Linked DNA regions of Homo sapiens: region 2 is linked to region 1. A link is an interaction called in ENCODE POLR2A ChIA-PET data of the cell type or tissue named here. Cell type or tissue: Panc1. All regions are shown on one strand. Links, peaks and the distances in the headings refer to the core of each region. The heading gives the core; the rest is flanking DNA. Region 1 holds the start of TRR-CCG1-1 (tRNA-Arg (anticodon CCG) 1-1). Region 2 overlaps LINC01623 (long intergenic non-protein coding RNA 1623).

Evidence for each region. Peaks named below come from ENCODE experiments on the same cell type or tissue, not always from the same donor. Only the 100,000 strongest peaks of a DNase experiment are listed, where the experiment ranks them.
Region 2: POLR2A ChIA-PET joins it to region 1 with 18 read pairs; 4 of 35 experiments call an interaction of 5 or more read pairs at or near these places.

Annotation. Positions count from the first base shown.
Region 1 is chr6:28,737,932-28,746,268 of GRCh38, forward strand. TRR-CCG1-1 (tRNA-Arg (anticodon CCG) 1-1) reads right to left here and starts at 5,093; the gene lies at 5,021-5,093. In Panc1, for the core only: no CTCF peak of the experiment used is centred there; a DNase peak (open chromatin) is centred at 5,092; H3K4me3 peaks cover 3,250 bases; H3K27ac peaks cover 423 bases.
Region 2 is chr6:28,854,783-28,863,119 of GRCh38, forward strand. LINC01623 (long intergenic non-protein coding RNA 1623) reads right to left here. Exons shown (of 2, transcript NR_033379.1): 2 at 4,843-7,233. It also overlaps the pseudogene RPL13P. Among named protein-coding and RNA genes, the nearest start is that of LINC01623, 4.7 kb to the right of the region's middle. In Panc1, for the core only: no CTCF peak of the experiment used is centred there; no DNase peak of the experiment used is centred there; H3K4me3 peaks cover 336 bases.

The DNA.
Region 1 (8,337 bases), core at 128-8,127:
TCCAAAAGTGCTCGGATTACTGGTGTTTGCCGCCAAGCCTGACTAGCTCTGGTTTTAAAGACAACACAAACGAAGCCGAAGACAGAGGACTCTTTCAGAGCAAATTTTTTTGAGCAAGGAGGAAAGCACAAAGGAAGCTGGTCTCAACCTGAGAAAACCAATTCACCCTTTGTAAAACCCTCCCTACACCCCCACAAGTGAGAAAATTTCATCAGTCCCTGAAGTGCAGAAAGTAGACCCTTCCCATCTGTAGCCAAAATGTGGTGCGACTGTTTAATCCAGATACGAATTTTGGAGAACATTGTAAACCCAGCAGGGGCGTAAGGGAGAGTAGGGAGAAGTTTGTCCCTAATGTACAGGTTATGTTCTTACTATACTAGAAAGGCAAGTGGCTGGGAACTGAAATGAGCTGAGGAGTGGACGCAAGGGAAGGCTTTGAAAAGGAAGGAAGGGCTCTTGGAGCCGGGAGGGATAACACTGAGTGGAGGAGAGAAGAAGCAGCGGAGAAGAAGGCAGAAGAAAAATCGGGGACGCGTCTTTAAAGACGGATAGTATTGAGACAAGCGTGGAGGAAGAAAGCAGCCAAGCGCCGCGTCTCTGCCAAGCTTTCTCTAGGCCCTGGGGAAGAGAGAAGGCTCTAGGTGAGTGGTTTCAAAGTGTATATCCCACAGAAGGGTACGGCTCGTGTTGCCCAAGATTTTGTGACTCTGAGAGTGCCTCACTGCACTGCACTCTCCATCGCAGGAAACAGGCTGAGCATTTTCGAGGGCGTGTGGTTGAGTATTCGTGGAGCAGTAGCCCCTGGTATTGGAGGTTTGAGGAAAGTGACGTTGTGTCAGTTCTCATGTGGAAGCAGCCTGCAGCTTTGATGCAGGCAGCAACTGTTTAGTTTGTGTTTCTTTTTGTTTGTTTGTTTATTTTCGCGTGTTTGGGTTTAAAATACAAGAGAAAGAATGAGGAAGAAAGGTTAAGTAGTGACTGAACGTTTTGGGTTAGAGTAGATACCCACTAAAACCATCGTACTTCTGGCTAGCTCAGCTGGAAATGCATCAGGCCACTAGTCCGGAAATTTAGGAATCACGATCCTGTTCTGATGTAGATACTTTTCATTTTCCCATACTTCTTTTTGATTCATACTCAACAGGCTACTGAACCCAGCTTTCTCCTGGAGCAACCGGGAGGGTATTTGCGGTGCGTTTTGCTGCTTATATTCTCTCTAGTCTCAGCGGAAGAGACAAGATTTGAACGGGGAAAGTCGGATTTGCAGAGAGGTATTCATTCAAGGCTCTTTTCTGCCCTACTGTCAAGTGGATGAACAAAACGCTGACTTAAGATATGAGGAGGATTGCAGTGTTGAGAGTGCAAAAAGTGTCAAGTCAAAACATGGACATATTTTGCTCATAATGTAGATAAATTATTTTGGTAGACATAAATTTTATTATTATTATTATATTTATTTATTTTTTGAGACGGACTCTCGCTCTGTCGCCCAGGCTGGACTGCAGTGGCGCGATCGCGGCTCTCTGCAACTTCCGCCTACCGGGATCAAGCGATTGTCCTGCCTCAGCCTCCCGAGTAGCTGGGAGTACAGGCGCCCGCCACCACACCCGTTTAATTTTTGTATTTTTAGTAGAGACAGGGTTTCACCATATTATTCGGGCTGGTCTCGAACTCCTGACCCCAGGTGATCCGCCCGCCTCGGTCTCCCAAAGTGCTGGGATTACAGGCGTGAGCCACAGCACCCGGCCATAAATTTATTAATATAAAAAATTATTGGTCAGGAGCAGTGGCTTACACCTCAAATCCCAGCACTTTGGGAGACCAAAGCAGGAGGATCAATTGAGTTCAGGAGTTGGAGACCAGCCTGGCTAACATAGTGAGAGCCTGTCTCTACAAAAAAATAGAAAAATTAGCCAGGTATGGTGGTGCACACCTGTGGTCCCAGCTACACCAGAGGCCAAGGCAGGAGGATTGCCTGGGCCTAGGAGTTTGAGGTAGCAGTGAGCCATGCTTGCAGTGCCACTGCACTCCAGCCTGGGTGACAGGGCGAGACCTCAACTCAAAAAATAAATAAAATAAACTTTACTTAAAAAAAATTACTGAGGGGACAGCCAGAGTGGCTCACGCCTGTAATCCTAGCATTTTCGGAGACCAAGACAAGAGAACTGAGTCCAGGAGTTTGTGCTCAAGTAATAACAATACTATCAGCACTCAATCTTGGTATCTTAAAACTTGACATTTAAATGAAATTTTAATTTGAGTCAATTAAGAATAGAATATTCCACTTTTGCATAATTAACCATGAATTCACACAACAAATCAGAATTTATTTATTTCATTTTTATTATTATTATTTTTTGAGATGGTGTCTCACTCTGCCACCCAGGCTGGGGTGCCAGTGGCGTGATCTCAGTTCACTGCAACCTCCACCTCCCGGGTTCAAGTGATTCTCGTGTCTCAGCCTCCCTAGCAGCTGGGATTACAGGCGCACGCCACCAAACCCAGCTAATTCTTGTGTTTTTAGTAGAGATGGATTTCGCCATGTTGGCCAGGCTGGTCTTGACCTCCTGACCTGAGATGATCCGCCCATCTCGGCCTCCCAAAATGCTGGGATTACAGGCATGAGCCACCATGCCCGGGCCAAATTGGAATTTAGCACCCACATTTATCTTAACTCAGTAGTTCCTAAGTAAAAGAGATTTGTAAGGCCAGGCGCGGTGGCTCACGCCTGTAATCCCAGCACTTTGGGAAGCCGAGGCGGGCGGATCACGCAGGAGATCAAGAACATCCTAGCTAACATGGTGAAACCCCGTCTCTACTAAAATTACAAAAAAATTAGCCGGGCTTGGTGGCATGCGCCTGTAGTCCCAGCTACTCAGGAGGCTGAGGCAGGAGAATCGCTTGAATCCGGGAGGCGGAGTTTGCAGTGAGCCGAGATCGCAGTTCACACCACCGCACTCCAGCCTGAGCGATAGAGCGACACTCCGTCTCAAAAAATTAAATAAATAAATAAATAAATAAGTATTTGTTTGTATGTCAATCTAGGAACAATTCACAGCCGTCTCTACTTTGAACCACCCAAAAGGCTGATTTATGTGAATTTAATTTCACTTGACAATTAATTAAACTCCTCTGCATATCCTGCCTTTTGTTTTGTTTCTTGTTTTGTTTGTTTACTAAGAGACTGCAATCTGCTTGTAGTTCACCCCTGCTCAAGCAAGACATACATTCAGTTTTGTTTTTTCAGTTGTGAGTAAATACCTCTTTTCCTCAGCAATATGTGGGTCCTGTGAGTTTCTTAGAGGGCCCTGGCTCATTTTGCTGATAGGGTTGCCAAACTCTTAGTGTGATAATAGTGCATTCTTTGACCACTTTGTTTCTAAATTCTGGCCATCCTTCAAAACTATGAGCTCGAGCGAGTGTCCCAACCACATGAGTTCCAGGTTGTTGTAATTGAGCCTTTATCAGTACATTTTGATGAAAGCTTTTCCTATTAGGATTTGGATTTGTGACCTTCAGATTTTTGTGGAAATTTATTAACAATGTTTGACTCTCGAGTTTTGAGAGCCCAAAGAAAGTTTTTGATAGAAACTTTCTTTTCTTGGTGATATACTCTCCTTGATTGTGACTTCTTCCTCTTCTTCCTCTTTTTGTTCTTTTCTTTCTCCTTCACCTTCTCCTCCTCGTTCTCCTCCTTGTTTCTGCTTTTGTTAACCAAGGTCTGGAAAGATTTTACTTTTCTGTTTACTGTTTTATTTAAGCTTGTGTTGAGAGTAATAAGGAAATCGTAGAAATCAGAGAGAATGGCATAGGCCCTGTAAGTCACCATCATCTTTAATGCGGATGTTAACCAGTACAAGAACCCCGTTAGAGTTGCATTTGCTTTCTAGGGCAAGATCTTTGCTCTAAGTTTTTTTAAACACATGGCTGTCTATCTTTAAAAAAACAAATCATTTTTATTTTATAGAGTATAATTGTCGAACAGTCTTAGCTTTACAGAAAAATTTAGAAGATATTAGAGTTCCCATATACCCTGCACCCAATACCCCTACTATTATGATAGTCCTTACTATTAAGATGGTACTTTTCTGCCGCGCGCGATGACTCACGCCTGTAATCCCAGCACTTTGGGACGTCAAGGCGGGCAGATCACCTGAGGTCAGGAGTTCGAGACCAGCCTGGCCAATATGGTGAAACCCCTTCTCTACCAACAATACAAAAATCAGCCAGGCATGGTGGCGGGCACCTGTAATCCTAGCTACTCGGGAGGCTGAGGCAGGAGAATAGCTTGAACCCTGGAGGTGGAGATTGCAATGAGCAGAGATTGTGCCACTGCACTCCAGCCAGGGCGACAAAGTGAGACTCAAAAATAAATAAATAAATAAATAAAATGCCGGGCACGGTGGTTCACGCCTGTAATCCCAGCACTTTGGGAGGCCGAGGCGGGCGGATCACCTGAGGTCAGGAGTTTGAGACCAACCTGGCCAACATGATGAAACCTCGTCTCTACTAAAAAAACACAAAAATTAGCCGGGCGTGATGGCGGGCGCCTGTAATCCCAGCTACTCGGGAGGCTGAGGCAGGAGAATCGCTTTACCCGGAGAGGCGGAGTTTTCAGTGAGCCGAGATCGTGCCACTGCACTCCTGCCTGGGTGACAGAGCGAGACTCCGTCTCAAAAAAAAAAAAAAAAAAAAAAAAAAAAAAAAAAAAAGAAAAGGGTGATTTTGTGTTGTGTTTGTTAAATTCATGAAACAAGTAGGACAAGACCATAAATTGAAAAACCAAGCCCATTCCAAATTACGAATGCCTCCGGTAGTACCTATGCCAGGGACAAAGTGCACTTTAATAGTCAATACACAGGTTGCTTACCGGGTTCTTGTTTTTTTTGTCAATAGTCTTCTTTCATTTCAAGTTCCCAAAGTCTTGGGAACAAGCCGGTTTTTTTTTTTTTAACTGGCTTGCAGAAAGCTCAAGGAGATGTGCAGAAAGTAAAGATATTTCCTGACAATAGTAAGAACACGACCACGAAGGGACTCGAACCCTCAATCTTCTGATCCGGAATCAGACGCCTTATCCATTAGGCCACGCGGCCGCACGCGGGTGCTAATTTGCACACATCAAGACTGAAGTGTAGTGAGGAAACGTTGAGTTTCTGTTTTCAAACCTTTAACTTCGTAATTAGAGATTTAACAACTTGAAGGGGGGCGGGGAGAGGCGGGGGAGGAGGTGGGCAGAAGGAATAAAACTCCATCTAAAATTCCTAATAGCAATTCCTTAGAATTATAAACTGCGAGATGATCAGAAGTGACATCTTTGCCTTCTTTGAAGGCTCTCTTCTCTAAGTTACTAATAATGATAATGCACGTTCGGGTACAGAAATATGAGCCAAGAACTCAAGTCTGCAATGAAGGAGTGGACATGACAGCGTAAGAGGGAGCATCATTGTTTGATCTATTTTAACCTTTTCCGTCTCAAAGATACGATGGTGCTTCCTCCAGGAAGAAAAGCCTGTAAGCTCAAACAAGAGCTCCCCTGGAACAGAAGACACTGGAGACCGTAAGAGGTGGGAGGTTGGAAGGGGGAAAAGGATAGAAAAACTGCCTGTTGGGTATTATGCTCACCACATGGGTGACGGGTTCAATCGTACTCCAGACATCAGCAACACGCAATACACCCTTGTCCCAAACCTGCACTGTACTCCCTGAATCTAAAATAAAAGTTGAAATTAAAAAAAAAAAAAAAGCTCCCCCTTGTCAGAAAAGCCCCAAGTATTTTGCCTAAAGGTTGATTGCTCTAAGCTCACCTTTGGATTGATCCAGAAAACAGTCTGGGGCGATTTTTTGTTACCCTTTCCCCAGCTATGTCCCCTATGTTGATAGGGTAGGAAAGATTAAAAAAAAAAACAACAACCAAGTTTGTAAAGTAAACCAATCACAGATTCCCTCAGTTTTCGCATCGTCTTGGCTTCATGGAAATGACGAGTTACTGGGAAGAAACTATTTCATTTTTCCAGTGCCCAGTCCTATCTCCTTTCCCCAGAGAGATGCATCTCTCAGCCCTAAACTTTTCCTGGATCCCTTGTACACCATTTTCTCCAGGTTTCTCCAGTCAAAACTCAAGAATTGTTTTAGGCCATATTTTGGATGGTGTATCCTATGTACACTAATTTATTAAGTAATGACCCATGTTTGAGACCACGGAACGCTAGTTCTGGGGCCGGACTAGATGAGTCTGGGTAGACAAAAGAAAGGTCTTCTGCTGTTCCCTATGAAACTGATTTAGTTAAGTCCCTTTCTTTCTCAGAAAGCGTCCTATGAGGAGCATTAGATTGAATAAGGGTTTCTGGTGTGATCCAGTTTGGGGAGGCTACTTGCTCTAGTCAGTGCTGAAGAATCCATCTCCATTTTGGGCAAGATGCACTACCATGACTTATGTTTCAACAGACTCAAACTTATTCACATGTTTTGAAATTGTTCTCAGTTTTGCTTCCTCACCTTCTCACTAGTGGATTTTGTGCCCAAAGAATAGCAATCCAAAATCTCAAAATCTAACAAATTTAAATAAAAGGGCATTTTTTGTTCAGTCTGGAGGAGGAAAAGTTAACTGGCAGACGTAGGCAGCAGATAGTAAAGTTGGCACAGTTAGTAAGGTTGGTAGACTGAGCCAAACCATCGAAATCTATTTATTTATTGTTATATTTATTTATTTATTTATTTATTCCTGCTGTTTGCAGAGCAGGGGTACCCTATAGAAAGTGTGTCCAAAGTAGCCTGAAATTTCTTTCTTCAGGAAGATGCTAAAAAGGATTGGCACTGAGATTTGAAAGAATAATGCTAAGAAACTATTAAATTGTATGAAATGTTTGTTTATACCAGTGATACCATTTCCTTTCCAAAGCCTTTCAGTGTTTTCTCTGATGCCTTTTGATTTTTATCTGATGGGTTCCAGGCAAGATTCCTTTAAAATGTTTAAATATTTCTAACAAAAGTATTTTGGGAGGAATCCAAGAGAGATTTGAAAGTATGACATTCTTAATCTCTCTATAACAATCTGTCTAGATAATTTCACTGAAGAAATGAATGGAGGAGGGTGTCTGTAGATAAAGGTTTCTATAATTGAGATTTGAAAAAAATAGAATTTATTTATTTGTTTAGATGAAACCAGACAACTTTCCAAGCCCTGAATCAAATTGGGGGATGTATTGCACCTTTAGACAAAGAATCTCCCAATGTAGCTACTTTAGCCATTTTACAAAAACCCATAATGCATGACCCTAATAATGTTCTTAACTTTAGAATTTGGAAAACTCAGCATTTCCTGTGAGGTGTGATCCAGTGTACAACAAACGTTCACTCACACACACAGAAAGAACTAAGATTTGCAGCACTTATGGTCTGGTTATTGACCTGACGTGTGTGTGTGTGTGTGTGTGTGTGTGTGTGTGTGTGTGTGTATGTGTGTGTGTGTTGGGGATGGGGGCTACTGTGAAAGGAAAGGATAAAGAAAACTCAGCCAAGTAAAGATTTTCTACTCACATATCTATTTACCATTCTTTTGTCTATATGTCTTTTAAAAGAAGACATACAAATGGCAAATATATGAAAAGGTGCTCAACACCATTGATCATCAAATAAATGCAAATCAAAACTAAAATGAAATGTTATCTCACCCAAGTTAAAATGACTTTCATCCAAAAGACAGGCAAGGACGTGGAGAAAGGAGAACCCTAGTACACTCTTGGTGGGAATTTAAATTAGTACAACCGCTTTGGAGAATAGTATGGAGGTTCCTCAGAAAACTAAAAATATTACCATATATTCCAGCAATCCCCCTATTAGGCCTATACCCAAAAGAAAGGAAATTAGTATATCGAAAAGATATCTACACTGTCATCTTTATTGCAGCACTATTCACAATAGCCAAGATTGGGAAGCATCCTAAGTACCCATCAACAGATAAATGAATAAAGTAAATGTGGTACGTATACACAACGGGGTACTATTCGGCCATGAAAAGAATGAGGTCTTGTCATTTGCAAAGCGGATGGAACTATGTTCTGTGCGGGAAATGCGAGAGGGGAGAAGAAAAGACACACACACAATACCTTTAAGGGTAAATAACCTTTATCCCACGTAAACGGCAATGCAGATATAATAAACAAATGATACAATAAGCAAATTGCAATGGGAAGGGGAGAAGGGAAAAGATATATATATATATATATATACACACACTCACCAAATATATATATATATATATAAATATATATATTTATATATATGTACACTCACAAGACTATGAAGGATTCATCACCACACCGGGAAGCAACAGCCCCG
Region 2 (8,337 bases), core at 281-8,280, 120 kb after region 1:
GGGATAGCATTAGGAGAAATACCTAATGTAAATAACAAGTTAATGGGTGCAGGATACCAACATGGCACGTGTATACATATGTAACAAACCTGCACATTGTGCACATGTACCCTAGAACTTAAAGTACAAAAAATAAGAGAATAAAATATTTCCCCCCTTAGACCTGAGCCCTGATAGTATTTATTTATATTTCTGACCCCCTACTACAGCTTCTTACTTTTGACAATTGTCCTTTTTTTTTTTTTGAGATTGAGGCTCGCTCTGTCACCCAGGCTGGATTGCAACAGCGCAATCTCAGCTCACTGCAACCTCCACCTCCCAGGTTCCAGTGATTATCCTGTCTCAGACTCTCAAGTAGCTGGGATTACAGGCGGCTGTCACTATGCCTGGCTAATTTTTTGTATTTTTAGTAGAGAAGGGGTTTTGCCATATTGGCCAGGCTGGTCTCAAACTCCTGACCTCAAGTGATCCTCCCACCTCGGCCTCCCAAAGTGCTGGGATTACAGGCATGAGCCACCATGCCCAGCCAATTGTCCTTTTTCTAACACAAAATACTTCCATGGTCTGAGCACCGTGAATGAGGCTGTCAAACTGGAAAAGTGAGTTAAGCTGAGATGCAGACCTGCCAAAGTCTCAACCAACACCATAGGGAGCACTGGATTACATATGGCCTATACTCCTGTGGTGCCAAAACGACAAATCTTTTTACTCCACTGCAATCAATTGTTGAAGGTGCATCATCCCAGGAAGGGTGTGCTTTTGGGAGAATCAACTCTCTGCACCTGAGATAAACCCTAGAACATTGGCAGCACTCCAAACAACTAAGGGAAATGAGTCCTTCTTTGAGAGGGAATGTAGGTGGCATTTCTCCATGTCTTATATATCTCAGTTATTATTTATTCAAATATTGCCTCTGCTCTATTGTCTTTCATCCATTAAAAATTCTAATTAAATATATATTAGATCTCCTTATCCTCTCTTCTATTAATACCATTATTTTGCATCTCCATACTTTGTTCTGAATAATTACTTTTTGTTTTTTTATGAGACAGAGTATCGCTCTGTTGCCCAGGCTGGAGTAAAGTGGCACAATCTCGGCTCACTGCAAGCTCCGCTTTCTGGGTTCATGCCATTTTCCTGCCTCAGACTCCCAAGTAGCTGGGACTACAGGTGCCTGCCACCACACCTGGCTAATTTTTTGTATTTTTAGTAGAGATGGGGTTTCACCGAGTTATCATGATGGTCTCGATCTCCTGACCTCGTGAACCACCTGCCTCAGCCTCCCAAAGTGCTGGGTTTACAGATGTGAGCCACCACGCCCAGCGTGTTCTGAATAATTTCTTCTAAATTATTTTCCACTTTACTAATACTCTTTTCAGTTGTGTCAAGTTTGTTGTTAATTTATCCTTCAAGTTCTTAATTTTGGTTATTATATATTTCAATTACAAATAAATTTTGGTTTTTATTTTTAAATCTACTTCGTCAGTTTTTATATTTTTCAATTTGCTCCTTAAATTTTTTAGATTAGCTTTTGTTTCTTTGAATATAGTAAGCAGTTTTGTTACACCCTTATCTGATAATTTCCAAATCTGAAGTTTAGTAGATTCTATTTCTGGTATCTGTCATTTCTTTTTCTTTCTTTCCTTTCTTTTCTCTTTTTCTTTTTTCTTTCTTTCTCTCTTTCTTTCTCTCTCTTTTCTTTCTTTTCTTTTTTTGAGTCTGTTGTTTCTGTTGATTTTCACGGAGACTTGTTTGTTCATGTGTATGCACGTTTGTATGCTGGGTTTTGTATTTGAAAAAAATATTTCTAGAAATAATGTGAAGTCTAGGTTAAAGTTTTATTCCTTCAGAGAGGATTTTCTTTTGCTTCTTCAGAAACCTAGATGTGCTGAAATACAGCCCACCTTAAACCAGTGTCAAGGTTTGGGGTCTTATGGGCTACCAGATGATGGTAAGCCAAGCTGCAGTTTATGGGTGAGCAGGTTTACTTACAGTTCCCCTTTACTCCTAGAAAGCAGCCTCAGGGGGAGTGCATGATCACCAATGTCGCCACTTTGGGCAGCCCTAGGTTTCTGTTTTTGTTCCTCTAACCCTATGAGGCTATCAGAAACATAGATAAGTCTCTTGGCTTCTACATCCAGATTACAAATGTTGCCAGGGCAAAAGGGGTCCCAACTGCTAGATTCACTTCTCTGGGTTTGTTTCTTTTACTGACACTCAGCAGGTAATTGATTACTAGTTTATTATATTTTTAATGCTTTAAGAAAGAATTATTTTTATATATCACCCGGCTTTATTGTTGTCTTTACCAGGGGGATTATCTGAATTACCTAGACATCCATTATCTGGAACAGAGTTCTGTCTCTCTTCACTTGTCTTAATTGAAAACTAGAGTCAGCACCCCTGAATATCAGCGGAATCCACTGCACCATAATCTGTGGATTATGCTGTTAAAGCAAACTAAATATGGCCTGAGAAAGATTCCATACTTTTATATTTGGGTCCTTGTGGAGGAATTGCAACCTAGTTTAATGGGTAGACAAGATTGAAAACCTAACTTAGGAATATGTGCCTATAACAATAGCTGAGTCTTGGCCAATCCCAGTGGCTGTAATTCAACCATTCATACACTGCTGAGTGTTCAAATTGTGTTCAAATAAGGCAAAAACTGAGCTGTAACCCATCCAGCCATTCTGTACCTCACTTCCAATTTCCATATGTCATTCCTTTTTTTTTTTTTTTTAAGAAGGAGTTTTGCTGTTTTGCTCTGTTGCCCAGGCTGGAGTGCAGTGGCTCGATCTCAGCTCACTGAAACCTCTGCCTCCCGGGTTCAAGCAATTCTCCTGGCTCAGCCTCCTGAGTAGCTGGGATTACAGGAGCATGCCACCACAGCCGGCTAATTTTTTTGTATTTTTAGTAGAGACGGGGTTTCACCATGTTGGTCAGGCTTGTCTTGAACTCCTGACCTCGTGAGCCACACACCTCGGCCTCCCAAAGTGCTGGGACTATAGGCGTGGGCCACTGCGCTCGGCCCTCCCTTTTTTTTTTTTTTTTTTTTTGGTCTATAAATCTTCTTCCACCATGTGACTGCGCTGAGTCTCTGTGAATCTGTTGTGATTCTGGGGGCTGCCCGATTCGCAAACCGTTCATTGCTCAATTAAACTCCTTTAAATTTAATTCAGCTGAATTTTTTCTTTCATCAATGCCCATATTCTGAAGGTGTGAGTGAGCCTATACCAACAAGGTCAGGCTCAAACCTAGCCATTTTCTTCCAAAGTGTTAACCACAGTATTAAATAGCACCAAGGTTTTTAAAATAACTGAGACATTTACACACAAATATATTTTTAAAAAATAGAGATGGCCGGGCACGGTGGCTCAGGCCTGTAATCCCAGCACTTGGTAGGCTGAGGCAGGCGGATCACCTGAGGTCGGGAGTTTGAGACAAGCCTGACCAACATGGAGAAACCCCGTCTCTACTAAAAATACAAAATTAGCCATGCATGGTGGCGCATGCCTGTAATCCCAGGTACTTGGGAGGCTGAGGCAGGAGTATTGCTTGAACCTGGGAGGCGGAGGTTGCAGTGAGCCGAGATCGCGACATTGCACTCCAGCCTGGGCAACAAGAGTGAAACTCCATCTCAAAAAAAAAAAAAAAAAGAGATATAATCCAGTACCTTATATCTGTGCTACACCCTCATACTGTAGACTTTGTATGACTGTACGATGCTCTTCTTTGCATGACTATACAAGGCCCTTCAAAACCCGAGAAAAGTGTTCCTATTCTCATGTCAAAACTTCCTAGCACTATTAATGGAATGAACTGTTGGGGGAAAATGAAATAAAAAAGCAATGTTATTTCCCCTAAATCTTTAGCAAGCACTTGTTGGATTAGTGAATCTTTGCCCTTGCGTGCAAGTCAGAGGATGGCAGCTCAAACTCACTAGAATCCATCTGGTTGTCTCCTCTTTTCTTTTGTCTCACATGCTTTGTTATGTGTCAGTTTAACTATACATATTTTAAAATAAGGACTTTCAGGGCAAAACATCTTACCATATACTATCACCGTAACTTGATGTAAACTTGAACTTAGTATACAGTAAGGCTGAGCTTATAAAATGTTCATTCAGGCTTACGTCAAGTTATGGTGGTAGAATATGGTAAATGAACTTATGTGATCTTATAAACTTAAAAACTGCTTATAAACTGCTCTAAAACTTTTTTTAAAAATTAAAAATAAAACAAATTCAAGGTATGCTCTTCTACTGGATATGCCATCTTAATTTTCTGTAACGGAAACTATCCTTTTGCCAACATCTACTCAGATGACTGGACTAATACAGTCATGCCTAGATCAACCTCAGGGATATGATCTGAAAAATTAGTCATTAGGGCATTTCATCACTGTGCAAACATTTTAGAGAGTATTTAACACAAACCTAGATGGTATAGCCTACTCCACACCTAGGTTATACGGTGTAGTCCATTGCTGCTGGGCTACAAACCACTACAGCATGTTACTGTATTGAATACTGTAGGGCAATGGAACACACAGATACGTATTTGTGTACTTAAACACAGGAAAGATACAGTAAAAATATGGTATTATAGTCTTATAAAACCATGGTCGTACATGTAGTCAGTCATTGACGGAAAGGTCTTTGTGTGAAGCACAAATGTAGTTCCAATTTGAGCATGACATCTTGTTGAAGGTTTAAGAATTAACCTGTATACTGAGAGTACATGTGGCTTCAGGTTGTTCACATACATATATTTTCAGGTTGTTCATACATATTATATGCTATTATAAGGTATTTTAAACTACCATGAACACCACAATAAAACATGGGAAAATGTTAATGATTTATTAGAGGAAAATAACTCAGTTATGAATATTGAAGCCCATTCTAAAGATAGAATTTTTGAAGCTAAAGAATATGCCCTAGATAACTACTATAGGTATTGTAAAAACAATTTGTTTTGAAAACCCAGAGGGCATATTCAAAAACAAGAATCTACCATACAGAAAGGTAGTCGCCATCTCAAAACTCTCATATATAGCAAAGGACTTTGGTCTTCCCAAGATAGCCATTTGGTTGTGCCTAAGTCATTCCCCAGAACTTTGATGTGCCTCGCACATGAAAGCACCCATAAATAATGGCAAGAACAAATTCACTACAAATTTTCAAAATTATTGTTAGAAAATTTTTCTCAAGAAGCTCTATGGGTAGATGAATCTTTTCTTCTCTGTGTTGATCATAACCCTCCAAAAAACTAAAACTATAGCAAGGCTTCAGTTTTCCACCTCCAGTACCATTTGCGCATTTACAAATGGATTTCATTCAGTTTTCCAAAATTTTAAAAAATTGAACGTTGTTTCAACAATATTTTCAAAAGTAAAATTGTGTAATTTGGGTTGGACTGAAGCTTTCTCTTCTAAAAGATTAATACTTTAAGTTAGTGTTGTCAAATAGGGCTTTTTACAATGATGAAAATGTTCTATATCTGTGCTGTCCACCTGGTAGGTATGACATGCCACGTGTGGCTATTGAGCATTGAAATGGGAATAGTACAACAGCTGTTACCAAAACCTAATAACAAGTATCATTCAAAGCTTGCAGATTTTGTTTTTCCAACTGGGAAATACAAAACATTTAGCACTGTTAATGGACAGAGAAATCCACTTCAGTAGTGAAATTCTTAAGATTCTCCCATTAAAACATACACTTTTTGTCCTTATTCTCAAAATCTGAGAAAGCAACACAAATTTATGGTCTTCTTTAAATCAACATTTGAAAACACCATCGCAAAATTACAACTGAGACAGTGAGAGATCTAACCTAACCAATTCCATCTTGCTTCTAACCTCCAAGCTGTCCTTGTTCATTCCTGGTCGTAGGCTGACCTAACTTTGGGAGGAACTTAGTTTATAGTTTAGCTTTGAAACAAAGACAATAGCAGCCCTTTCCAAAACAAACCCGCTTCCTGCCTGGGGACTAGACTGCTTTCGCAGGACTAACAAATTAGCCACAAGATTATAAATTATGGTTTAGGAGTCATGCAGCTGGAGGCTGCAAGATTCTAAACCTCCCCCAATTGCTCCTCAGGATAACATCACTATTGTAAAACCGAAGATCAGTTCTTGAGATATTTTGCAGCCCCTGTACTCTATGGATCAGCTAGCACCACCCATAACGATAAACTGGCTCATCTGGTCTTGTGGCCCCCATCCAGAAATTAAGCCAACACAAGAGGACAGCTTCGACTCCCTCTGATTTCATCTCCGACCCGACTAATCAACTTTCCCAACTCACTGGTCCCCTACCCACCAAATTATCCTTAAAAACTGCAATCCACTTGGGGAGACTGATTTGAATAATAATAAAACGGGTCTCCCACACAGCCGGCTTTGCATGCCCGTCTTGATAAATGGTTCTGTCTAGGCAGTGGGCAAGCTGAACTCATTGGGTGGTTACACATTTTCAAATTTTCAGAGCTTTCCTTAGACTAAAACTTTACCATCAGTCCTAAGGTAGTATGATCCATGCTACAAAACTCGCCATAAAACCTTACTATGTAACACTGCTATAGAAATCTATAAAGTGTTTCCTTCGTAGGAGGGCCGTAGGCAGCCATGGCGCCCAGCAGGAATGGCATGATGTTGAAGCCCCACTTCCACAAGGACTGGCAGCAGCGTGTGGCCACGTGGTTCAACCAGAAGATCCGCAGAATCAAGGCCCGGCAAGCCAAAGGGCGCTGCATCGCCCCGCGCCCGGAGAGTCGGGACCCATCTGGCCCATTGTGCTGTGCCCTGCTGTGCGTTATCACATCAAGGTGCGCGCCGGCAGAGGCTTCAGCCTGGAGCTCAGGGTGGCGGGCATTCACAAGAAGGTGACCCGGACCACTGGCATCTCTGTGGATCCGAGGAGGCAGAACAAGTCCACCGATTCCCTGCAGGCCAATGTGCAGCGTCTGAATGAGTATTGCTCCAAACTCATCCTCTTCCCCAGAAAGCCCTCGGCCCCCAAGAAGGGAGACAGTTCTGCTGAAGAACAGAAATTGGCCACCCAGCTGACAGGACCGGTCATGCCCATCAAGAATGTAAGGAGAAAGCCCGAGTCATCACTGAGAAGTAGAGGAATTGCAAAGCTTTCGCTAGTCTCCGCATGGCCGGTGCCAATGCTTGGCGGCAATGCTCGGCTCTTCGGCATATGGGCAAAAAGAGCCAAGGAAGCTGAAAAACAGGATGTGTGAAAGCAAAAATAAAGCCCTCTTGGGGACTTGTAATAAATACGTTTTAAAAGAAATCTATAAAGTTTAAACTGATTCTTCCTCTGACAGAGAAAGGCAGTTTCTTAACAGATAGAAAACACGTGAAACTGGTGGTCGGTCACTTCCCAATAAGATCTCAGGAGTGGGGAGAAATAACACAAGATTTAGGAACTATGCCAACGTTTACGACCCCAGGTCTAGAGGTCAAGCCGTGCACTTGGTCTCTCAAGTCGCCTGCTTGGCCCTCTTCCAAGTGTACTTTCCTTCATTAGTGCTCTAAATATTTTCAATAATTTTTCACCCCTGCTCTAAGACTTGCCTCGGTCTCTCCTTCGGCATTATGCTCCTCAATCGAATTCTTTCCTTCTCCTGAGGAGGCAAGAATTAATGTTGCTGCAGACTCCTTACAGATAACTGCCACCGCTAATATGTTGAGATGTTCACACATGCATGTGTGAGGCCCTTCAAAATGTGAGCTGCGGTTAGAATTGGGAAGAGAAGGGAGTGGGGATATGTATCTTTGTTTTCTGATTGCCTTCCATATCTTTTAAAACTAGCTAAGTGCTGCTTCAAGTCAGCCAGATACGAAGGCTTCAATTTATTTAACACAATAAAGAACTTCTATTTGGATCCAAAGCTTACATTATGCTTTAATAAAAGTTACCCTAATAAAGTCAGAAACAATAACAATGAGTCAAAGAAATGCATACAAAGTAGGCCAGGCGTGGTGGCTCACGCCTGGAATCCCGGCACTTTAGGAGGCAGAGGCGGGTGGATCGTGGATCACTTGAGTTCAGGAGTTCGAGACCAGCCTGGCCAACATGGTGAAACCCCCGTTTCCACTAAAAAAAAAAAAATTAGCCGGGCATGGTGGTGCATCATGCCTGTAATTCCAGCTACTCGGGAGGCTAAGGCAGGAGAATCACTTGCATCTGGGAGGCACAGCTTGCACGTGAACCGAGATGGTGCCATTGCACTCTGCACTCCAGCCTGGGAGACAGAGTGAGACTCTTGTCTCCAAAAAAAAAAAAAAAAAAAGCCTACAAAAAGCTTACAAAGTCTAAAA